Linked DNA regions of Homo sapiens: all the other regions are linked to region 3. The links are chromatin loops, found by intact Hi-C in ENCODE. Cell type or tissue: PC-3. All regions are shown on one strand. Each heading gives the region's core, and the rest is flanking DNA. Links, peaks and the distances in the headings are about the cores only. Region 1 has its middle 45 kb from the start of F2RL1. Region 2 overlaps IQGAP2 (IQ motif containing GTPase activating protein 2). Region 3 overlaps IQGAP2 (IQ motif containing GTPase activating protein 2).

Region 1 (7,282 bases), core at 831-5,830, 170 kb before region 3:
CCAGCCTGGGCAACAGAGCGAGACTCTGTCTCAAAAATAAATAAGTAAATAAAAATAAAAAACGCAAGAGGCTATGTTTTAGGTACATAAAGATATTAGAATTTTCATATTTTTTCAGACCTGTGCTCTATCCTACACAGCATTCAAATCCAGCAGGATTTATATGCCTGATTCTAAAAGTCGATCTCAAAGCTTACGAATCAACCCCCATCCTAGTTAACCCATTATGGCTTTATCATCCCTGAACTTATCTAACATCCTACTCCTTTTTTTTTTTTTTTTTTTTTTGAAACAGTGTTTCACTGTCATACCCCAGGCTGGAGTGCAATGGCACAATATCGGCTCACTGCAACCTCCACATCCCGGGTTCAAGCAATTCTCCTGCCTCAGCCTCCCGAGTAGCTGGGATTACAGGCACGCGCCTCCACGCCCGGCTAATTTTTGTATTTTTAGTAGAGATGGGGTTTCACCATGATGGCAGGGCTGGTCTTGAACTCCTGACCTCAAGTGATCCGCCCACCTCGGCCTCCCAACGTGCTAGGATTATAGGCATGAGCCACTGCGCCTGGCCCTAATATCCTACTCTTATATTTATGTTTGTTCTAGAAACAATTTTGGGTGAAATTTTATGTTTACTAAAGATAGACAAAAATCACCCATAACCCGGCTACCCCATCTCAGGGGGTGTATAGCCATCACTGACCTTTGAATTTGTCGTGAAAGCCTGGAAAGATGTCAATGGTACCTAAAAGACATACGATGGAAGATTTTTTTTTTAACTTAGAAAGGCTCAACTTAAAGCTTATATTGGAAAAAGTAAATTATTCTTAATTCAGAGCACAAACCAGTCAAATCTGCCAATCATCAACAGATGGCATCTTTCACACATTGTACATGCCACAGTCTAAAACAAAATTTGCAAATTGACTATAAGAGTAAAAATTTGAGCCCACACACTGCTTTTTATTTTTTCACTCATTGTATATAAGATGAGTTTTAAGTATATTCTGGTTACTAGTTTAGGTCCAGTGGATACAGCAATGAACACAACCACTATCAAAGCTTTTATGTAAACTGATGTTTTGGGCAACACAGACAATAAAAAAGATAAGTGAAATTTTAGTGCATTAAATTGTATTAAGAGCGAAGAAGAGAAAACAACGCAGGTAAGTGGTAGATTAAATTTTAGCCTGTGGCCAGGAAGTGTCACTAAGATATCTTTGTGGCCGGACAAGGTGGCTCACACCTGTAATCCCAACATGTGGGGAGGTTGAGGCGGGAGGATCTCCTGTCCAGGATTTTGAAACCAGCCTGAGCAACATGGGCAGATTCCACCTGTACAAAAAATAAAAACATTAGCCAGGCATGGTGGCCGGTGCCTGCAGTCCCAGCTACTTCGGAGGCTGAGGTGGGAAGATCTGCTTGAGCCTAGGAGTTCAAGGCTGCAGTGAGCTGTGATCCTGCCACTGCCCTCCAGCCTGGGTGACAGAGTAAGACTCTGTCTCACAAAAAAAGAAGGAAAAAAAAAAAAGAAGTCTCTTGAAGAGAGGTAGGAAGGCAGTGAGGGAGCCAGCAATGCAGACTCTAATGAGAAGGGCATCTTGGGCCCAGGGAAGTGGGTGTGAAGAGGCCAGAGTATGCAGATGATTGAAAAGGTCAGTGTGGCTGGTGCTGGGAGAAGGAGGGATTGGAGGAGGAGATGAGGACAGAGAAGAGGGGTGGTGAAGATTAAACGTGGCCTTGTAGGTCATCGTAGGGCTTTGGCTTTCGCTCTGAATGAGAGTTAAAGCCATTTGACAGTTGGTTGCAGATATTATGACATTTTATCCCTAAAAACTTCAGCATGCATCTCTTAAAATAAGGACACTCTATGTAGATATTCATTAGTAGAAGTTTGCTTTTTAAAAATTATTATCATTGGCCGAGAGCTGTGGCTCATGCCTGTAATCCCAGCACTTTCGGAGGCCGAGGCGATTGGATCACTTGAGGTAAGGAGTTTGAGACCAGCCTGGCCAACATGGCGAAACCCTGTCTCTACTAAAAATACAAAAATTAGCCAGGTGTGGTGGTGTGGGCCTGTAATCCCAGCTACTTGGGAGGCTGAGACAAAATTGCTTGAACCCAGGAGGTGGAGGTTGCAGTGAGCTGAGATCGTGCCACTGCACTCCAGCCTGGGCAACAGGGCAAGACTCCATCTCAAAAAAACAAAACAAAACAAAATTATCATTATTTATTTAGAGATAGAGTCTCACTCTGATCCAGGCTGATATACAGTGGTACAATCATCACTCACTGCAGCCTCGGCCTCTAGGCTCTAGTAATCCTCCCACCTCAGCCTCCTACGTAGCTGGGACCAGACACCTGCCACCACACCTGGTTAATTTTTTTTTTAACTTTTTGTAGAGACGGTGCCTCACTGTGTTGTCTGTCTCGAACTTCTGCACTTAAGTGACCCTCCTGCCTCAGCTCCCATACAGGTGTCGGTCCCAGGCTTGAAAATTACTTAATATTCCCAAATCATCTAATATCCATCTTACGTTCAAATTTCCCAAATTGTTATGTAAATAATTTTGGAAATCATATCTATTGATTAAAGAACGTAAATAAATACACGTGCCTGACACTGCCTTCATGCAGTCTTTCCAAGTGCAGATTTCTTTTTTAACTTCACCCTGGAACGTAGCTCAGGAAGGTGATGCAGTTTGCCTAGTGGACAGTAGGGGGCGCCACAAGCCCGTTATGCTATTTGCCAGCATTGGTGACTTCCGTAGTGGAGGAGTGGGTGCCCAGGGTTCTGGGTAATTTTCACAGTGTCACACAAGACCTGTGATTTCAGGGTGCGCTCAGAACCCCACAATGTCACCATTTCTGTAAAGGAGGTCATAAAGACTTCAAAGCAGAATTGAATTTTATTCTGTTAAAAGCCAGCTCAAGCCATGCAGTACTTTTTGGGGTGATTTTCAAAACTGTGCTGTGAAATCAAATTAACAAAAAGCTATAATTCACTGAACTAACCACTTAAAGGAAATGACCGTAATCATTTCTCAAAAGCAAACTGAGAAATGCTTGGGAAATTTGTTTTCTTTAAAATTTTACTTTTTACTTTTTTTTTTTTTTTTTTTTTTTTTTTTTTTGAGACGGAGTCTCGCTCTGTCGCCCAGGCTGGAGTGCAGTGGCGCGATCTCAGCTAACTGCAAGCTCCGCCTCCCGGGTTCACGCCATTCTCCTGCCTCAGCCTCCCAAGTAGCTGGGACTACAGGCGCCCACCACCACGCCCGGCTAATTTTTTGTATTTTTAGTAGAGACGGGGTTTCACCGTGTTAGCCAGGATGGTCTCAGTCTCCTGACCTCGTGATCCACCCGCCTCGGCCTCCCAAAGTGCTGGGATTACAGGCGTGAACACCGCGCCCAGCTTAGGCATTACCTTTCTTTCTTTTTCTTTTTTTTTTTGAGATGGAGTTTAGCTCTTGTTGCCCAGGCTGGTATGCAATGGCGTGATCTCGGCTCACCGCAACTTCCGCCTCCCGGGTTCAAGCAACTCTCCTGCCTCAGCATCCCGAGTAGCTGGGATTACAGGCATGCGCCACCACGCCCTGCTGATTTTGTATTTTTAGTAGAGACGGGGTTTCTCCATTTTGGTAGGGCTGGTCTCAAACTCCCAACCTCAGGTGATCCGCCCGCCTCAGCTTCCCAAAGTGCTGCGATTACAGGTGTGAGCCACTGCGCCAGGCGGCATTACCTTTCTTAATGAAAGAAACATGCTTTTGCCACCACATTCTTCCAGATTGGTTTTTTGTTTTTGTTTTTTCAGTTCCTTACTTGCTTTATATATTGCCTGGAATCCAGTATATTTCTTCTTGCAAGTAAGTATTCCTGCAGCCCACAGACATTCGTTTGTGTTTTTCTTTCTTTCTTTTTTTTTTTTTTTTTTTTTTGAGACGGAGTTTTTCTCTTGTTGCCCAGGCTGGAGAGGCTGGAGTGCAGTGGCGCAATTTCGGCTCACTGCAACCTCTGCCTCCCGGGTTCAAGCGATTCTCCTGCCTCAGCCTCCTGAGTAGCTGGAATTACAGGCGCCCGCCACCATGCCCAGCTAATTTTTTGTATTTTTAGTAGAGATGGGGTTTCACCATGTTGGCTAGGCTGGTCTTGAACTCCTGATCTCAGGTGATCCATCCGCCTCGGCCTCCCAAAGTGCTGGGATTACACACATGAGCCACCACACCCGGCCCTCGTTTGTGTTTTTCATTCCTTTTTTTTTTTTTTTTTTTTTTTTTTTTTGAGATTGAGTCTCATTCTGTCGCCCAGGCTGGAGTGCAGTGGCACGATCTTGGGTCACTGCAACCTCTGCCTCCCAGGTTCAAGCACTCCTCCTGCCTCAGCCTCCCCAGTAGCTGGGACTACAAACACACACCACCATGCCCAGCTAATTTTTGTATTTTTGGAAGAGACAGGGTTTCACTATGTTGGCCAGGCTGGTCTCGAACTGCACCTCATGATCTGCCCGCCTCGGCCTCCCAAAGTGCTGGGTTTACAGGCGTGAGCCACGCAACTGGCCTGTTTGTTTTTTTGAGATGGGGTCTCTGTTGTCCAGGCTGGACTTGGCTCACTGCAGCCCCAACTTCCCGAGTTCATGTGATCCTCCCACTTCAGCCTCCCTAGCAGCTGGCACTACAGGTGTGCGCCACCAACCTGGCTAATTTTTTTGTATTTTTGGTAGAGATGGGGTTTCACCATGTTGCCCAGTCTTGTCTCGAACTCCTGGGCTCAAGCGATCTGCCTGCCTTAGTCTCCCAAAGTGCTGGGATTATAGGCGTGAGCCACCAAGCCCGGCCTGACATCTGACATTTGTTATAATTTGTATAGCTCTCAACCTGGCTTGTTTCTTCATTGCCTCATATTTTTCTTTCTCAATTTCCTCCCCCACTCCACTCCCCGCTCCTTTTTTTTTTATTGAAGTGCATCCTCAAGGAACTTCATTAAGAAAGAGTATGTAGTAAGTAAACGTGCTGAATCCTGGCAGTTTGAAAATGTCATTATCTGCCTTTACTTTTGATACCTGGTTTAGATGATAAGGAATTCTAGGTCCTAAAAAATTATCCACAGCATTTTGAAAATCTCGGTGTTTAGCATCCTATTTTCAGTCCCTTTCTCTGTTTTCCTCTCCTCTCATGCAGACTCCAGTCCACACCCTGTCTGGGCGGAGAAGTCTCACTCCTCCAGAGTCTGCTCCCACACATAACCCCCTACTCCACTCCCTCTGTCTACAATTCATGTTCTCTTTTCATCTCCCAGAAATGTGTTGAAATCTCTCAACTGCTGATGCCCAAATCATGCCTCATCATCTTTGTGACTATGGATTTATACTCTTTTAAATTCTTTATCGCTTCATTAGTATCTTAAGAAGAATGACAAACCTACATGCTAAGTTTACCTTCTTGAATTGGAATCTGTTTTATATAAATATAGGTTGTTGGGGTTTTTTTTTGCCTTTTTATTTGTTTTCATAAATACAAGTACTGTGTTTAACTCTGTTTTGCTAAATACACACAAACTATTGCTACCATGTTTACATAGCAGTTTTGCAAAGTTAACTAGGTTCTTTGAATATTTGGAGTTACAGTACTGACATATTAACTGGTGGTTAAAGGTGAAAAAGAGGAATATAAAGGGGCTATACTTACTGTAAGTTAGAGGCTACAGCCCAAATTATTTTTGAGAGCAAGCATTTATTAATCCACAGCTTCCTGGAGCTGTACTCTGTATAGAAAAATTAGTATTCCTATTCCTAACAAGTTTCCAAGAGCAGGACAGATACAAGCATTTATACCAGCAAGTAGAGAGCAACCCCAGTCAGAAATAAATAATGTCAATTAGCAAAGTCATTATGATTCACAGCCCCTTTTTCTTTTTTTTTTAATATCATTTCAACTTTTACTTTAGATTTAGGGAGTACGTGTGCAGGTTTGTTCCAAGGGTATAGTGCATGATGCTGAGGTCTGGAGTACAATTGATCCCCTCATGCAGTTAGTGAGCGTAGTACCCAATAGTGTTTGTTGTTGTTGTTGTTGTTGTTGTTGTTTTTGAGACAGAGTCTCACTCTGTCACCCACGCTGGAGTTCAGTGGCACAATCTCGGCTCACTGCAACCTCCGCCTCCTGGGCTTAAGCGATTCTCTTGCCTCAGCCTCCCAAGCAGCTGGGCCTAAGGCACGCGCCACGGTGCCCGGCTAATTTTTGTATTTTCAGTAGACAAGGGGTTTCCCCATGTTGGCCAGGCTGGTCTCAAACTCCTGACCTCAGATGATCCGCCTGCCTAGGCCTCCCAAAGTGTTGGGATCACAGGCGTGAGCCACTGCGCCCAGCCTCAGTAGTTCGTTTTTTCACCCTTCTCTCTCCCTACCTCCTCCCACCCAGTAGTTCCCAGCGTCTATTGTTCCTATCTTTATGTCCTTGTGTACCCAATGTTTAGCTCACACTTATAAGTGAGAGCATGTGTTACTTGGTTTTCTGTTCCTGTATTAATTCGCTTAGGATAATAACCTTCAGCTTCCTCCATGTTGCTGCAAAGGACATGATCTCATTCTTTCTTATGGCTGCATAGTATATGTGTATATAAAAAAGAATAAGATCATATATGTACCACATATACACAATACTATATGTGTATTTGTACCACATTTTCATTATCCAGTGCACGGTTGATGGGCACCTAGGTTGAGTCCATGTTTTTGCTACTGTGAATCATGGTGTGATGAACATACGAGTGCATGTGTCTTTACGGAAGAATGATTTATTTTCTTCTGGATGTATACCCAGTAATGGGATTGCTGGGTTGAATGGTAGTTCTAAGTTCTTTGAGAAATCTCCAAACTTTTTTCCATAGTGACAACTAATTTACATCCCCACTAATAGTGTATAAGCATTCTCTTTTCTCCATAGCCTTGCAAGCATCTGTTATTTTAGGATTTTTTTTTTTTTTTTTTTTTTAAGACAGAGTCTTGCTTTTGTGGCCTAGGCTGGAGGTGCAATGGTGTGATCTCAGCTCACCACAACCTCCACCTCCCAGGTTCAAGCAATTCTCCTGCCTCAGCCTCCAGTGTAGCTGGGATCACAGGCATGTGCCACCACACCCGGCTAATTTTGTATTTTTAGTAAAGACGGGTTTTCCATGTTGGTCAGGCTGGTCTTGAACTCCTGACCTCAGGTGATCCACCCGCCTCTGCCTCCCAAAGTGTTGGGATTACAGGTGTGAGCCACTGTGCACGGCCATTTTATGACTTTTT
Region 2 (7,282 bases), core at 714-5,713, 88 kb before region 3:
AGATTTCCTCTCTAAATACTTTTCCTTCTTTTTTAGACGGAGACTACTTTTTGATGGGCAGGGGGAGCAAGTGCTGCTGATATGGCCTGCTACTGCAGAGTGCAGGAATGATATCTAATATTCTCCTTTCCTGACTTTAATAGCACCTAGACTTCTGAGCTGGCTTAATACCTCATAAGCCTTTAGGAGCCAGACCAACTGTTACCTTTCCTACTATCAGAAAGCTATTAAAGAGTCTGAAGACCAGTGGGAGCGAACGTTCAGTGTGGGCTGTGGAGGCTTGGTCTGTCAGCTGACACAGCAGCGAGGAGGATGGTGTTCAAGGGCCTGAGCAACTAACAAATAGGGTTAACAAAGAAACCTATTTGTTAGGTCTTCTTCCAGTCTTCAGGTGGAAGAGAATAGAAGAGCTTCTCAGTAAACAGTAAAGAGCTGGAAAATTCTTCTGGAAGTACGAAAACCGTAGTTCTCTCATAGGTGTTCTTTATGGCAATTGGCCACCACTTCCTAGGGAGGCATCATGTTATGTAATTACGTACAAAGGTTTTAACATAAAAGCTAAAGGGTCAAATTTGCTCACTTTTACATAAGGTGGAAACAGTATTATTGGAAAAGGCTTTCCTTCTAAAAAGAAAAAAAAGGGCCAGGCGCGGTGGCTCACTCCTGTAATCCCAGCATGTTGGGAGGCCGAGGTGGGCGGATCACCTGCGGTCAGAAGTTCCAGACCACCCTGGCCAACATGGCGAAACCCCATCCCTACTAAGGATACAAAAATTAGCTGGGCATGGTGGCATGTGCCTGTAATTCCAGCTGCTCAGGAGGCCTAAGTGTGAGAATTGCTTAAACCCGGGAGGCAGAGGTTGCAGTAAGCTGAAATCGTGCCACTGCACTCCAGCCTGGGTGACAGAGTGAGATACCATCTCAGATAGATATCTAGATAGATAGATAGAAAGAAAGAAAAGAAAGAAGAAAAGGAAACACAGACAAAAGTTTGTTTAAATTATACATACACTGGTCTAATTGACATCTGAAGTTTCACTTTTACTGTAGTCCCGTTATTGCATTTAACTTTAGTTATTTCAGAGTCATTACATGATATCACTGAATGACTAATTTTTCTTCCTAAACTCTAGCAGGAAATGTTCATGTAGCATGAAATTTAGAAATGAGAACAAAATTTTCACATTTTGAAGGATATGGGCAACTACTCCCAAATGACAGAGAAAACCCTTCAAGTTAATTACAAATATATTACTTTTGAAAATAGGATAAAATCCAATAAGCCATCTGTAAACATCATTTTTCTCATTTCCTATTTATCAGAAGTCTGTGTGAAAAGAACAATCACAATGTGTCTTCCTTGCCTCCCTTCCCCCTAGCCTTTGGAGAACCATTTCCTCTGGCCCCATGACCCTTTGCTGCTGGGGATTTACAGGCTGTCTGGGAATGCACAGCTAAATACTCCACAGAGACTCAAAGGTGGGCCCACAGCTAATTACAGCCACGTGGGGGATGGCATGTTTCCTAAAGCGGCTGTGGCTGAGAAAGCAATGTATCCTTTCCTTCCTACACACCACCTTCCTCCAGCCATCATCATCAATGTATTAAACAGGAACACTGAGTTAAAAATAAAAGCTTTGGATGATTTAAAAAATGTCAATATAGTAACTTTCTTGTTTGAAATAGTATTCTCAGAACTAATTGTGATATACAGTTTCTAGGGAACTTCTAGTTCTTTAGAGAAGCTGTGCAATGACCAAATGACTGGAGTCAATAAAACGTGCCCCACCAAAGACAAAGAATGTTTATTTGCTCAAGAGTTGCTGGAGGACAAACTGCTCACACAGCCTGTTTCCCTTGGACTTCTACTGTACACCAGGCCTGTGGAATTCATTGCCAAAGTTCTACCTCAGACATAAGTAACCATCCAGTCCCATGACAGGGAACCCACCTCCCTCCCACTACAGTGTGTCTAGTGCTTAAGGACGACGGGGACGGACAGATTTAAAGCCAAATCTGTCTTGGCTTGGACTCTTGTTGCATATTAGCCATGTGGATTTGTGCAAGTTATATAATCCTTGTAGGTTTTGTTTTTTCGTTTATAAAACAGGAATCTCTCAGGACTGATGCAAGGATTGGATGAAAAGATCTAAAGCCTTCTGTGAGGTCTGGCACATGGTAAGCACTCACATGGTCGTTAAAGCTGTGCTGCCCATGATGGCCGCCACTGGCCACAGGTGGCACTTGAGCACTTGAGACATGGCTAGTACAAACTGAGATGTGCTGTGTGAAACACACACTGGATTTTGAAGATGTTGTATGAAACAAAGAATGTAAAATATTTCATCAATTTTTTACATTTATTACATATTTAAATATTTTTGGATATATTGGGTTAAATAAAATATATTATTAGAATTAATTTCATCTATTTCTTTTTAAAATAAGGCTTCTAGAAAAGTTAAAATTACATGTGGCTCATATTAAATTTCTTTTGGAGAGTACAATATTGGCACATTCCATTCTCAAACAGGAGCTCACTCTGAGAGGCCTGCCTTCCAGGGCCACCCAGTCATGAAACCTGGTTAGTCTTAGGACTGTGGCCCGGAGAGAGACCTTTGAAAAACAATCCAATCCCTGATTGTACAAATGTGGCAACTAAGACCTAAGAGACTAGAGCTGCAGGAAACAAGTCCAATTCCCTTTCCAAATCAGCAGCTCCTGAAAAACCTATAGAGAAATGCCAAGACTGTGTTCCTCTATCCCCTCTTCCACCATCTTTCCTTTTTCCAAGTGAAACCACTCAGTCCCTTAAAGCTCCTCACAATGGCATCTGCAGAGAGCTCACAGTCCTGCTCACATTCCAGTTACCAATGACCTTAATATGCATCCCCCTTCCCACCCCAGTCCAAATATAACATTCTGGATATGGTCTGACCAGCATAAATCAACTGCTTAGAGTACTGGCGCCAGGGCTCTTCAAATATGTAAGATAGGTTGATCCAAACCACGGGTCTTGCTCTCCCTGAATGAGGAGGTATCTAATTTTGAAAAAGAATTAAGAAAAAAAGAGAAAGAAATACACCAGGGAGTTTATTCATCATAGCTGTGCTCAAACCCCACTGTAGATAAATGAGCCCATACGGCGCTTGTAAGCTGGTGTGGCCCCTTGGGTTTGGCCACTCCATTCATATGGTATCTATTATTACCAGTAGCATTCCTGAAGCTCCCCCTCTGTCATCTGCTTATACTGTGCCCAAGGTTGAAAAGCAATCAGTGTTTGTGGAAACTAAGGAATATTTTCAGTATTTAACATCCTAACAAGATAATTTACATTATTAGCTCCAGACCTCAAATATCACCTTAGCCATTTAGTGCTCCTGCTAGTTTGGACCAAAAAACAAGGAAATCTTTCAGCTGGGATCATGGAACCTAAACTTAATCATGTGACAGGAAATTCTTAAGAGATGACAATTTAAGCACTCAAGCAGCTAAGTATGATTAAAAACCACAAATATTGCCTTCTACTTAAACACACATACTTTTGTGGGAAACTAAGCTTAATTAAGGCCATAAGGATCACATATTTTAAGTTGAATCATAAGTTATAATGAAAGGTTGACAACTGCATAGTTTTATATAATTTATGTGGTATTAATTATAATTTCATGTGATCATCATAGCCCTTCCTTTCCCCTCTCCTCTATATTATGGAGGAGAAAACTGATGGCGAGGCAACTTGCTGAGTTCCATGGTTAATAAGTGATAGATTGAGGCTATAACCCTATGTCATCCCTAAGACCCCTCGACTAGGTTTTTAGGATTCCTCGACCAGGTTTTTTTTTTTTTTTTTTTTTTTTTTAAATATCCCTGTGCTTGGTAGTATTAGAAAAATAGCAATAGCCCAAACTGAGGTTCTCTATTCTATAAACATACACAAGGGAAAAAGAAATAAATGTTTCTTCCTACTCCGATATGTGCCCTTTGTCCCTCCTCTTTGGCCTGGAAAGATGCTCCAGCCTCCGTTACTCAGTAACTGCTCAGCTAATAATTCTCATTATTTATTCTAAGATTCCTAAGAATGCAAAGAACAATGACCTTGCCCTCGACAAGTTGTAAAACTTTATGATCAAGAGTGTGGGCCCTGGAGGATTTCAAATCATGTGGGTTTGAATCTCTGCTCCACTTAGTAACTGTGTTACCCAGGAAAAGGTTTATACCTGTTCTGTGCCTAGTTTCCTCATCTGTAAAATACTGATAATAACCTCCACTCTCTTGGGGTTGCTGAGAATATTACATACATATTTTATACATGTTTATTTTAATATATATATATGCACATGTTATTCTCTTTCTCTCTTTACAGATTGTGGGTCCCTTTTTCAAAATGCTTGGGCCCAAAAGTGTTTCAGATTTTTTATCTTTTCAGATTTTGGAACATTTGCATTATATACTTACTGCTTCAGCATCCTAAATCCGAAAATTCAAAACGCTCCAAAGAGCATTTCCTTTGACCACTGTCAGCTCTCAAAAGGTTTGGAATTCTGGAACACTTTGCATTTGCACAGTATATAAAAACTGTCCCTGGCCATGGTAAGCACTACATAGGTGTTTGCTATTATCATCATCTTCATCTTCATCTGATGAGTAAGAATTATGAGACTAGCATGGAATTAAATTTACAAACATAATGATTAACAATGCCTCAAATTCTGCTACTGTGGGGGCCTCCATGAAGATGAGTTACTCATGACTGGAAAACTAGTGACATTGTAATTAAACATAAGGGCATTTCTGAAAGTTAAGAACACAATCTGTTTCACAAAAAAGCAGAATAGTTTTTTGATAGAGAAAAGCTAGGTATTTTCACATCCCAATTGCTCTGCATTTCATGTCTGTCCACTTCATAACTTATAAAAGTCATTGTCCGATTTTAGTTAAATTTGGTTCTCTAATGAATCTCAAGAACTATATCTTATGCTTGAGTTACAAATTCGGTTTATTAGCTTGGAAAAAAGTCATCCTGATGAGAGTGTTCAAATCAAAAAAGTCATCCTCATGAGAGTTCAAATCAATATTTTAAAGGAGTGGTCCCCAACCCTTTTGGCACCAGGGACAGGTTTTGTGGAAGACAATTTTTCCATGGACAGGGTGGGGGATGGTTTCGGGAAGATGATTCAAGTGCGTTACATTTATTGTGCACTTTGTTTCTATTATTATTGCATTGTAATATATAATGAAATAATTATACAACTCACCATAATACAGAATGAGTGGATGCCCTGAGCTTGTTTTCCTACAACTAGACAGTCCCATCTGTGGGTGATGGGAGACAGTGATCATCAGGCATTAGATTCTCATAAGGAGTGTGCAACCTAGATCCCTTGCATGTGGAGCTCACAATAGGGTTCATACTCCTATGAGAATCTACTGCTGCCACTGATCTGACAGGAGGTGGAGCTCAGGTGTTAATGCCAGCAATGGGGAGCAGCTGTAAATACAGGATGAAGCTTCACTTGCTCCCCTCCTGCTGTGTCGCCTGGTTCCTAACAGGCCATGGACTGATACTGGTACTTTTAGACTTTAGTTTCCTTGCCTGCAAGAAAAAGACTCAGTTTTCAGGTTCCCTGTCAATGCTGCACTTTGTAATTATCTGTTAGTATCAAGATTTTTTCAAATATGTACTTTAAAGGAAGTATATTTAGAAGCAGGGCTTGGCTAAAATCATAGAACTAATTCTATTGAACCTTTTGGGCAATATCCAAATTTCACTTTCAGGGATGGCTAACCAGTCAGTGTTGATTTCAAATTGTTACCTACATTGATCACTGGGCTGCTTAGTAAAGTGGTCGGCCAACAGTAAGATCTCACAGTATGCCAAGAGGAAGGCCTTTGAGCATAAAAGACTTAGGGCCTCTATTAAAACACTGGCCTCAAGCCTTTTTTACATAAATGGAAAAGTTGATCCTAAAATTCACATATAACTGCAAGAGACCTATTCAACTGCAAGACTAAAACAATCTTGAAAAAGAAGAAAGAAGTTGGAGGACTTCCGTATTTCAAAACTCATTACAAAGCTACAGTGATCAATATGGTGTGGCACTAGTACAAGGATAGACATATAAGTGAATGGAGTAGAATTGAAAATCCAGAAATAAAGCCATACATGTATTGTCAATTAGTTTTTGACAAGGGTGCCTAGACCATTCTATGAAGAAAGAATAGTCTGTTTAACTAATAGTGCTAGAACAACTGGACATCCACATGCAAAAGAATGAAGGTGGGGCCAGGAGTGGTGGCTCACGCCTGTAATCCCAGCACTTTGGGAGGCTGAGGTGGGCGGATCATGAGGTCAGGAGATGGAGACCATCCTGGCTGACATGATGAAACTCCGTCTCTACTAAAAACACAAAAAATTAGCTGGGCATGGTGGCAGACACCTGTAGTCCCAGCTACTTGGGAGGCTGAGGCAGGAGAATGGCATGAACCCAGGAGGCAGAGCTTGCAGTGACCCGAGATCATGCCACTGCACTCCAGCCTGGGCGACAGAGCGAGACGCTGTCTCAAACAAAAAACAACAACAATAACAACAAGAAAGAATGAAGGTGGACACCTGTCTCACACCACACACAAAAATGAACTCAAAAAGGGTTAATAGACCTAACTGTAAAAGCTAAAACTATAGAACCTTTAGAACAAAACATTGGGGTAAATCTCACAAGTAACAACAACAACAACAACAACAACAACAAAAAAAACAGATAAACTGGACTTCATCAAAATAAAAAAAAAAAAACATTTGTGCGGAAAAGGACATTATCAAGAGAGTAAAAAGCCCACACAAGGGGCAAAAATATTTGCAAATCATATATCTGATAATGGTCCAGTGTCCAGAATATATAAACAACTCTTACAACTGAGGAACAAAACCACAAACAACCTAATTTTAAAATGGACAAAGGAGTTAAATAGACATTTCTCCAAAAAGAATACATAAATACACAAGTGGATGACAAACATATGGAAGGATCCTCAACATTACTGGTCATTGGAAAAGTACAAACCAAAACCACAGTGAGATACGACTTCATATCTTCAGGCAAAAGTTCAAAGACATAGAGTGCAGACTAGTAGTTGCTAGGGGCTGGGCAGCAGCGGGGAATGGGGAATGACTACTTAATGGGTACAGGGTTCACATCTGATAAAAATGTTCTGGAACTAGACAACAGTGATGGTTGCACACTGCGAATGTACTAAATGCATGTACACTTTAAAATGGCTG
Region 3 (7,282 bases), core at 1,236-6,235:
TATACTGAAATTCCTTTTCACCTGCCCATTTCTCCAAAGGCTCCTAGCCAATACTCAAAAATCTCTCTTAGGCCTGGCGTGGTGGCTCACACCTGTAATCCCAGCAATTTGGGAGGCTGAGTGAGAGGATCGTTTGAGCCCAGGAGTTAAAGACCAGCTTGGGCAACACAGGGAGACTCTGTCTCCATAAAAAAATAAAATTAAAATTAAAAATGGCCCTCTCACCCATTGTTTATGACCAATGACCCTTCTCACTGTGCATAGCCCTCTGGAAGATACAGTTTAGTCAACCACTCCAATTACTTTTTTTCTGCCTGGGGAAATTTCAGGGAAAAACTTACTCATACTGATATATTAAGAAACTTTTACTTCTCAATTATCAATTTTCCCACTTTCCAATTTTCACAGAACCAATGTTACAACCATAGGCTAACATGAACTATTCCAGCGAAAATTAATAAAACTAGATAGTTTAGTGTGCTTTTATGTCTTTGCACCAGGGCAATGAAGAACAATCTTCTGTGTACATAATGAGTCACTCTGCAGTTTGAATTCTGAATAGTCTCTAGGGATCTAGTAATGGCAGAGGTTAAAAGAAGAAACATTATATGAAGTCTAAAACTGTTTTCTTGGTTGTGACAAACTTTTTCAAAATTCTGCATGCTTCAAGGTGACATGCGGTGTCTTCCATAGAGAGTAGCTTGAGAGAAAAACATTCAAAAATAGGAAATGGTGGTAACAATTTATTTTCTGTAGCTGAATGAGGCCTCGCCAAGTGCAGATGTGAAATACACTAGTAATGTATAATAAATAATACTGACCACAATAACGATTTGGATTATCGGTAACTTGCACTGGTTAGTGTCCCTCACAGATGGAGACCATTCCAAAAGCGCAAAGTCCTTATGGGCATCCCATACACTTAACGTCTAAATGCTGACCCAACAGGAGTGAAATGAGAAAGTAAAAAATAAACACAGAAAGAAATACAACTACCCATCATTTCTTTAGAAATGAACAAAAACAAGCTATAAAGGAAAAGATTTTAAAAGTAACACCATTTGACCCAGTAATCCCATTATATGATTATAAATCATTCTACTATAAAGGCACATGTACCTGTATGTTTATGCGGCACTGTTCACAATAGCAAAGACTTGGAACCAACCCAAATGTCCATCAATGATAGACTGGATAAAGAAAATGTGGCACATATACACCATGGAATACTATGCAGCCATAAAAAAAAAGGATGAGTTCATGTCCTTTGCAGGGACATGGATGAAGCTGGAAACCATCATTCTCAGCAAACTAACAGGAACAGAAACCAAACAACACATGTTCCCACTCATAAGTAGGAGTTGAACAATGAGAACATGTGGTCACAGGGAGGGGAACAACAACATACACCGAGGCATGTCAGGGGGTGGGGAACTAGGGGAGGAATAGCATTAGGAGAAATACCTAATCTAGATGGTGGGTTGATGGGTGCAGCAAACCACCATGGCACTTGTATACCTATGTAACAAACCTGCATGTTCTGCACATGTATCCCAGAACTTAAAGTATAATAATAAAAAAAAATTTTTTTTAAAGTAACACAAGAGAACTCCACAGGCTTTTCCAATTGAGTATTTCTCTCCAGTACTGAAGTTACCAACTTTGGGAAATATTCCGTAGTTTCCCCAAACAGGTCAATGTCCTCTCCTCTCACTCCTCTCAGTTCTCTTCACCTCATCTATGGACAGACTAGTAAGGAGTCTACTAATCTAAGAGCCCTGGGAAGCTCTGAGAAGATCAGTAATCCAATTTAGTTCAGCAGATGTTTGTGAGCACTTACTACATGTAAAACATGGCAGGCACTACAGGAATATTAGGAGGAAAAAGGTGCAGCCTTTATGCTTTCAGACCAGTGGGTAAGACGACAAAAATTCCAAAAAGGTATAAAAGCAGAGCACAGGAAGGACCATTAAAGAGTCCATAAGAGTAGATATAATGGGGTTCAAAGCAAGAAGTGGAAGGAAACCCTTATTGGTGGAGCACCCTCCCTGGGACAGGCACTGAACCAAACACTAAATCCTCAAAACAGTTCTGCAAATGCAGAGTGGGGCTTTTGTTTCTTTTGTTTTTGTGCTTTATAGATGAAGGAAAAAGGCTTAGTTAGGGAGGGTCAATCTCAGATATTTTTGGTTCCAAGGCATATGCTCCTTTAACCACATCATGCTACCTCCCAGGAGAGATAACATCAGATGCTAGGGTGGGGAGAAGCACGGATATACCTCACAGAACATAATGTATGGTAGGCAGGGCTCAGAAGCTCCAATACTGTGTTTAGCTGAGCTGGGTAAAGGCACCAAGTTCCTGATGGTGAGAGGACCACGCATAGGAACACAGAGACCAGAAAGTACACTTGGACTTGGCTAAAGCACAAAATACGAGTAGGGATGGAGCTGGAGGTAAGGTCAGAGCAACATGCTTAGAATGAGAAGTCTGTTCTTAATTCGGATGTGAACAAGGAACAATCAAACAGAATTATGAATAGGGTTACATTTTAGAACAGTTAATCTGGGAACAGTGTATGCCCAAGGCTAATGTTAACCCATACAATACTTTTGTGAGAATTAGACAAAAGAATCTCTCTGGGCAAACACAGCCCCAAGAGTAGAAGCCACGGTGAACAGGGAGAGACTTTGCATGAATTTGTCAAGGTGGCCATGCACAGCACACTTGTGCTATGAAGAACCTGCACTCTATGGGGAGAGGCCCTGGACAGAGCCGTGTTTCTCAAACTTGATAATCTGCAAAACTGGGATTCCAAGATCCCAAGTTAAGATGCTGACTTTGGAAGTAAAATGCCAAGGCTGTAGAAGATCATTTGGGGCCAATACAAGTGTCAATACAAGAACCCAAGTGGGCCCTTAAATCCCATGTCAGTACTGGGTCTTCCAGATCCAGAATGTATTTAAATTAAAAAAAAAAAATCAAAACATTTTAAAAGTTCTTCACACAGAACACTCGAACTGTGAGGCTCCATCTGTAGGTCCCAGCTGGAAACTACAGGTATGAATATGGTTTTCAAATAGAATGGGACCACTTCTTTAAGGGTATTTGTAAATGAAGAAGCAGGCATTTTTGATAATCAGAATGGGTGAGTCAGGGGCTAATGTCATGTGGAGGACAGTTGCCAGGGATGCTAAATATGTGGAATAGTCTTGACAGTTATCTCACCAAGATGCCCCATTAGCCTGTAAGCTTCATAAGGGATTGACCGGGTCTGTCTTCTACTCTAGCACTGAGAAAGTATGGCAAAGCCTGGTTAGGTAGGAATGATTAATGAATGGGGAGAGAAAAGAAGTAGGATGACCAATTTAGGGGTTACTACAGAAGCAAAAGTGAGAAGTCTAAGTGAGGGTGGTTGCAGGGAAATGGAAACATCTTGCAGAGGTATAAGGCACATAGACTGGCTACTGACAGCAGGCTCTTTAGAGCACGAGGGTGCCCGGCTGAGGGCAGAGGGAAACTCAAATTGGGCTTCAGGTTTCTAAGCTTACAGGAGAGAATGGTGCCATTAACAAGTAACAGAAACAGTGGTGGTAGATATAAATTACCTTGGAAACACACTCTAAGGAGTCATATGAACCAGATGGCCAAATTTAAGTAGAACAAGAGAATTAGTTTCTCCAAAAAGACTAAAAACAAGGAAAACCCACCATCCTTCCATTACCTTTTGGCCATTCACTACATAGACAAGTGGTCAAATACCATTTGTTTAACCTAAGAAATCTCTGGTTTTTCCTTGGCAACTGTACATGACCCAAGAGAATTAGCCAACCTGCCTATTAGAGCCGTTCCAAAATCAGTAGCTGAAAAGAGCTTTTGTCAAGATCTGTGCAGACATCTCCCCCTGGTGGTTACAAGAATCCAAGATTCACTCATTTTAACTGGGGCTTTTATCTCAGCGACTCTCTCATCTGGCTCCCAATTCTGGCCATTTGATTTTCTCTCAAGATCCGCTATAGTGTTTTATAACAATGCTATCAGTTGTACTATCTGGTAGCACACTTCAGAAACATGAAATGAAAGATAAATGGATGTTGTTACCCACTGCCATGACCCACTGTGGTCTCAGGATTTCTTTGGCTTAATAATCAGAAGAGTGGAGTTTGGGGCCCAACTGCCCAATTTTAGGTCCATAACCCGGATTCTGTTTCTGCATCAGTGACATAAAAGAATTGGACTGGATGATTATTAAAGTTGCTTCCAACTCTTCTACATTCTGCGGTTTCCAAAAGACGCCCAAGGAAAGGTATGTTTCCAATAGTTCCTTTATTTTCAGCCTATCAAATAATCTTTGCCAACGACAAAGTCATTTATTAATTGCCACAGGATGATCACTTTCTGATTCTTCTTGTTCCCCAGAAGGAATACTGTAAACAAGGATACTAATTAGAAGGACTCTTAAAACAGACTAGTTTTCAAGAAACATGAGCATGGTATATGGATTTCTCCACCAACAGGCAAATTCCTCACTTTTAAGATCTGCCAAACATGCATTTCTGCATTGAAAGAAGGTTTGGAAAATGTTCCTTACCGTTCCACATATGCCTTGTCCAGATTGTTTAAGCCTATTGCGGGGCTTCTGAGTTGATTCTGCACAGACACAAGATCGTTGCTTTCCAAGGCCTGGTTTAGTAAAGCAACAGCAGACAACATTTCCACAGCAATCAAAAGCTCCTCGTGGGCCAAGTAGTTCTGTTGGAAAACATATGGCAACATAAGCTCCCCACACAACACACCTCATGTGCATGATGGAGGTTTACAATGCACATTTCAACAAACAACAAAAAGTCAAAGAACTTGATAGCTCAGCAGAAAGAGGAGTCGTGGCCACCTGCTTTCCACTGGCTTTAAGAACAGGTATATGGCTCCTGGGCTTTCATTAGATGATCATTTTTTGGGACTGGGTTGATTACAATGAAAAGTTACGATTCCACAAATATCTGCATTCCCATTGCTGATCCCTACTCCTAGCTATACTGGTTGCTTAAAGGCTCAGTCCAGCCATATAATTAAGCCAAGGACTAGATAACATTGTCACTGACTGAGAGTGCCAGGTAACATTTTAGCACAGCTAACGATTTCCAGTTTGAATTAAGGGTTAAGGGAAGGTTGGGAGAATTTCACTGAAAAGTTATAATCTGAAGCACAAAGCAAGGTCTTCAAACCAAGACTACTGATTTAATTCAAAAAAAGTTAAAGTGACATTTTCATAAATTTTAAAATAGAAATTTTAAAATACACTACCAGGTCAAGATATTTGAAGAAATCTGAGGTGATCTTTTGGTAAAGCAAGTAAAGCTCTCCAGGTTTTTTTGTTTGGTTTGGTTTGCTTTATTTTTATTATTATTATTTTTTGAGATGGAGTTTGGCTCTTGTTGCCCAGGCTGGGGTGCAATGGCACGATCTAGGCTCACTGCAGCCTCCGCCTCCCAGGTTCAAGCGATTCTTCTGCCTCAGCCTCCCAAAGTGCTGGGATTACAGGCATGAATCACCACACCTGGCCAGATCTCCAGGTTTATATGATTTAAAATCTGGATTTAGCTTATCCAAAAAAATACGTCTTAGATTTCAGAACACCCTTCCCCTTTAATATCTTCTTCCATTTAACCATTTTATATTATCTTGGCCCAACTTCAAAAGGAATATTTTTTTCATCATATTGAAGGGACATAAGGAGCAGGAGCATGAAAAAGAACCACTAAGGAAAAGCTGATACATATTTTACATTTAGGATATTACAGGTATTTAATATATAACATAATGTTCATCTTAAAATGCATTATTATATCTTTCTGGATCTCCACAGAAGTCTCGCAGCAAACTGATTTCAGAATAAAAAGGGATAGTTTAATCTTTCAAAGCAAATGGGAAGAAGGGGTTACCATCGAGAGCATGTAAGTAAATTTTATTTAAATATATTACATTAAATACAAGTTTAACATACAAAGTATCAAATTATAAGAGCAGAATGGAATCGTTTATAATTCACCTCCTCTATCTCTTTCAGTGACCTGTCCGTGGATACCTAAATTGGTTTACAGCAAAAAGGATAAGGAGAGAGGAAGAAGAAATGAGGTTGGACAGCCACAGGTTAACTATGGCCAGTTGAGGATGAATGAGTGTCCTCAAGCATAAGTAGCCTTGAGCTTCAGAGCCAGAGAAGTGGAAGAAAATATTAATGAGAGAACCTGAATGAAATTAAGAAAATAAGCTATTTTTCTTTTATTACAAATACTATATTTCTATTTAGGAAACATAGGGAGTCTTTTTAATTATTATTATTATTTTTGTAAAGATGAGGCCTATGTTGCCCAGGTTGGTCTTGAACTCCTGGCCTCAAGTGATCCTCCTGTCTCAGCCTCCCAAAGTGCTAAGATTACAGACAGGAACTACCACACTCAGCCAATACAGAAGTCTTAGTAAGCAAGAATAAGAAAACAAATGCTACCACTCAAGCTCTTTTGTGTATATCCTTTTATGTATTTTAAATTCATATATACATTTGCAGAGGTTTTGTCTTTATAACTGACTTCACTTTCTTTTTGCAAAAAACAAGATAATGCTATATATCTTAATCTTATTTTTCCCACTTAATATTAGTATGGATATCTTTTCCAGTCATTCTTTACATTATCATTTTTACTGGTTGCACATATTTCTCACATGTACAAGCACCATAAATGTTATTAATTTATAGGCAATCTGTTATTAATTAAACATTTGTTTCCTGGTTTTCAGTATTCTAAACAATGCTGTGAAACATCTCTGTGGCCAAAGCTATTTGGTTCATATCCTTCAGGCTTATTTTCTAGAACGTAACTGTCAGCATCATGGGCTTTTGATCTGTATTACTAAGACCACCCTGCAGAAAATCTGTATAATTCATACTCCCAGCAGCTGTGTAGGAGATGTTTGGGCCCCATATCTATCCCTACGCTGGGTTAAATCTTTCTAATCTTTACCAATCTAATTTTAAATCATAAGTGTACTGTGTTTTAATTTATATATTTTTTACTTCTGATTGAGTTTAAACTTTTTTTTTGTTTGTCATTTGTATAGTTCTTGTTTTATGAATTGCCTGCTCATGTTTTTGGCCTCTCTTTATTGTGTGTGGATAAGTGCTGATTGTGACTTTAAAGATCCAATGACTGTCCTGTGTTTTTCCTTAGAACTTTAATTTGTTAAATTATTTTTTATATTTAACATTTTATGTTGAAAATTT

Evidence for each region. A loop is a pair of places that touch in the nucleus more often than their neighbours do. Peaks named below come from ENCODE experiments on the same cell type or tissue, not always from the same donor. Only the 100,000 strongest peaks of a DNase experiment are listed, where the experiment ranks them.
Region 1: a loop joins it to region 3, with 18 times the contacts of the local background. A loop is called at or near these places in 89 of 110 quality-filtered maps.
Region 2: it touches region 3 in a loop (4-fold over the local background); 4 of 110 quality-filtered maps call a loop at or near these places.

The regions. Positions count from the first base shown.
Region 1 is chr5:76,770,191-76,777,472 of GRCh38, reverse strand. No RefSeq gene overlaps it. Among named protein-coding and RNA genes, the nearest start is that of F2RL1, 45 kb to the left of the region's middle. RefSeq lists an enhancer at 4,114-4,613. In PC-3, for the core only: a CTCF peak has its summit at 2,713 (motif pointing right); a DNase peak (open chromatin) is centred at 2,722; H3K27ac peaks cover 307 bases.
Region 2 is chr5:76,685,811-76,693,092 of GRCh38, reverse strand. The region is part of intron 30 of IQGAP2 (IQ motif containing GTPase activating protein 2); the gene reads right to left. Among named protein-coding and RNA genes, the nearest start is that of NCRUPAR, 23 kb to the left of the region's middle. In PC-3, for the core only: no CTCF peak of the experiment used is centred there; a DNase peak (open chromatin) is centred at 3,472; H3K27ac peaks cover 3,126 bases.
Region 3 is chr5:76,598,282-76,605,563 of GRCh38, reverse strand. IQGAP2 (IQ motif containing GTPase activating protein 2) reads right to left here. Exons shown (of 36, transcript NM_006633.5): 11 at 4,592-4,752. Among named protein-coding and RNA genes, the nearest start is that of F2RL2, 21 kb to the left of the region's middle. In PC-3, for the core only: CTCF peaks have their summits at 3,037 and 3,906 (motif pointing left); a DNase peak (open chromatin) is centred at 3,893.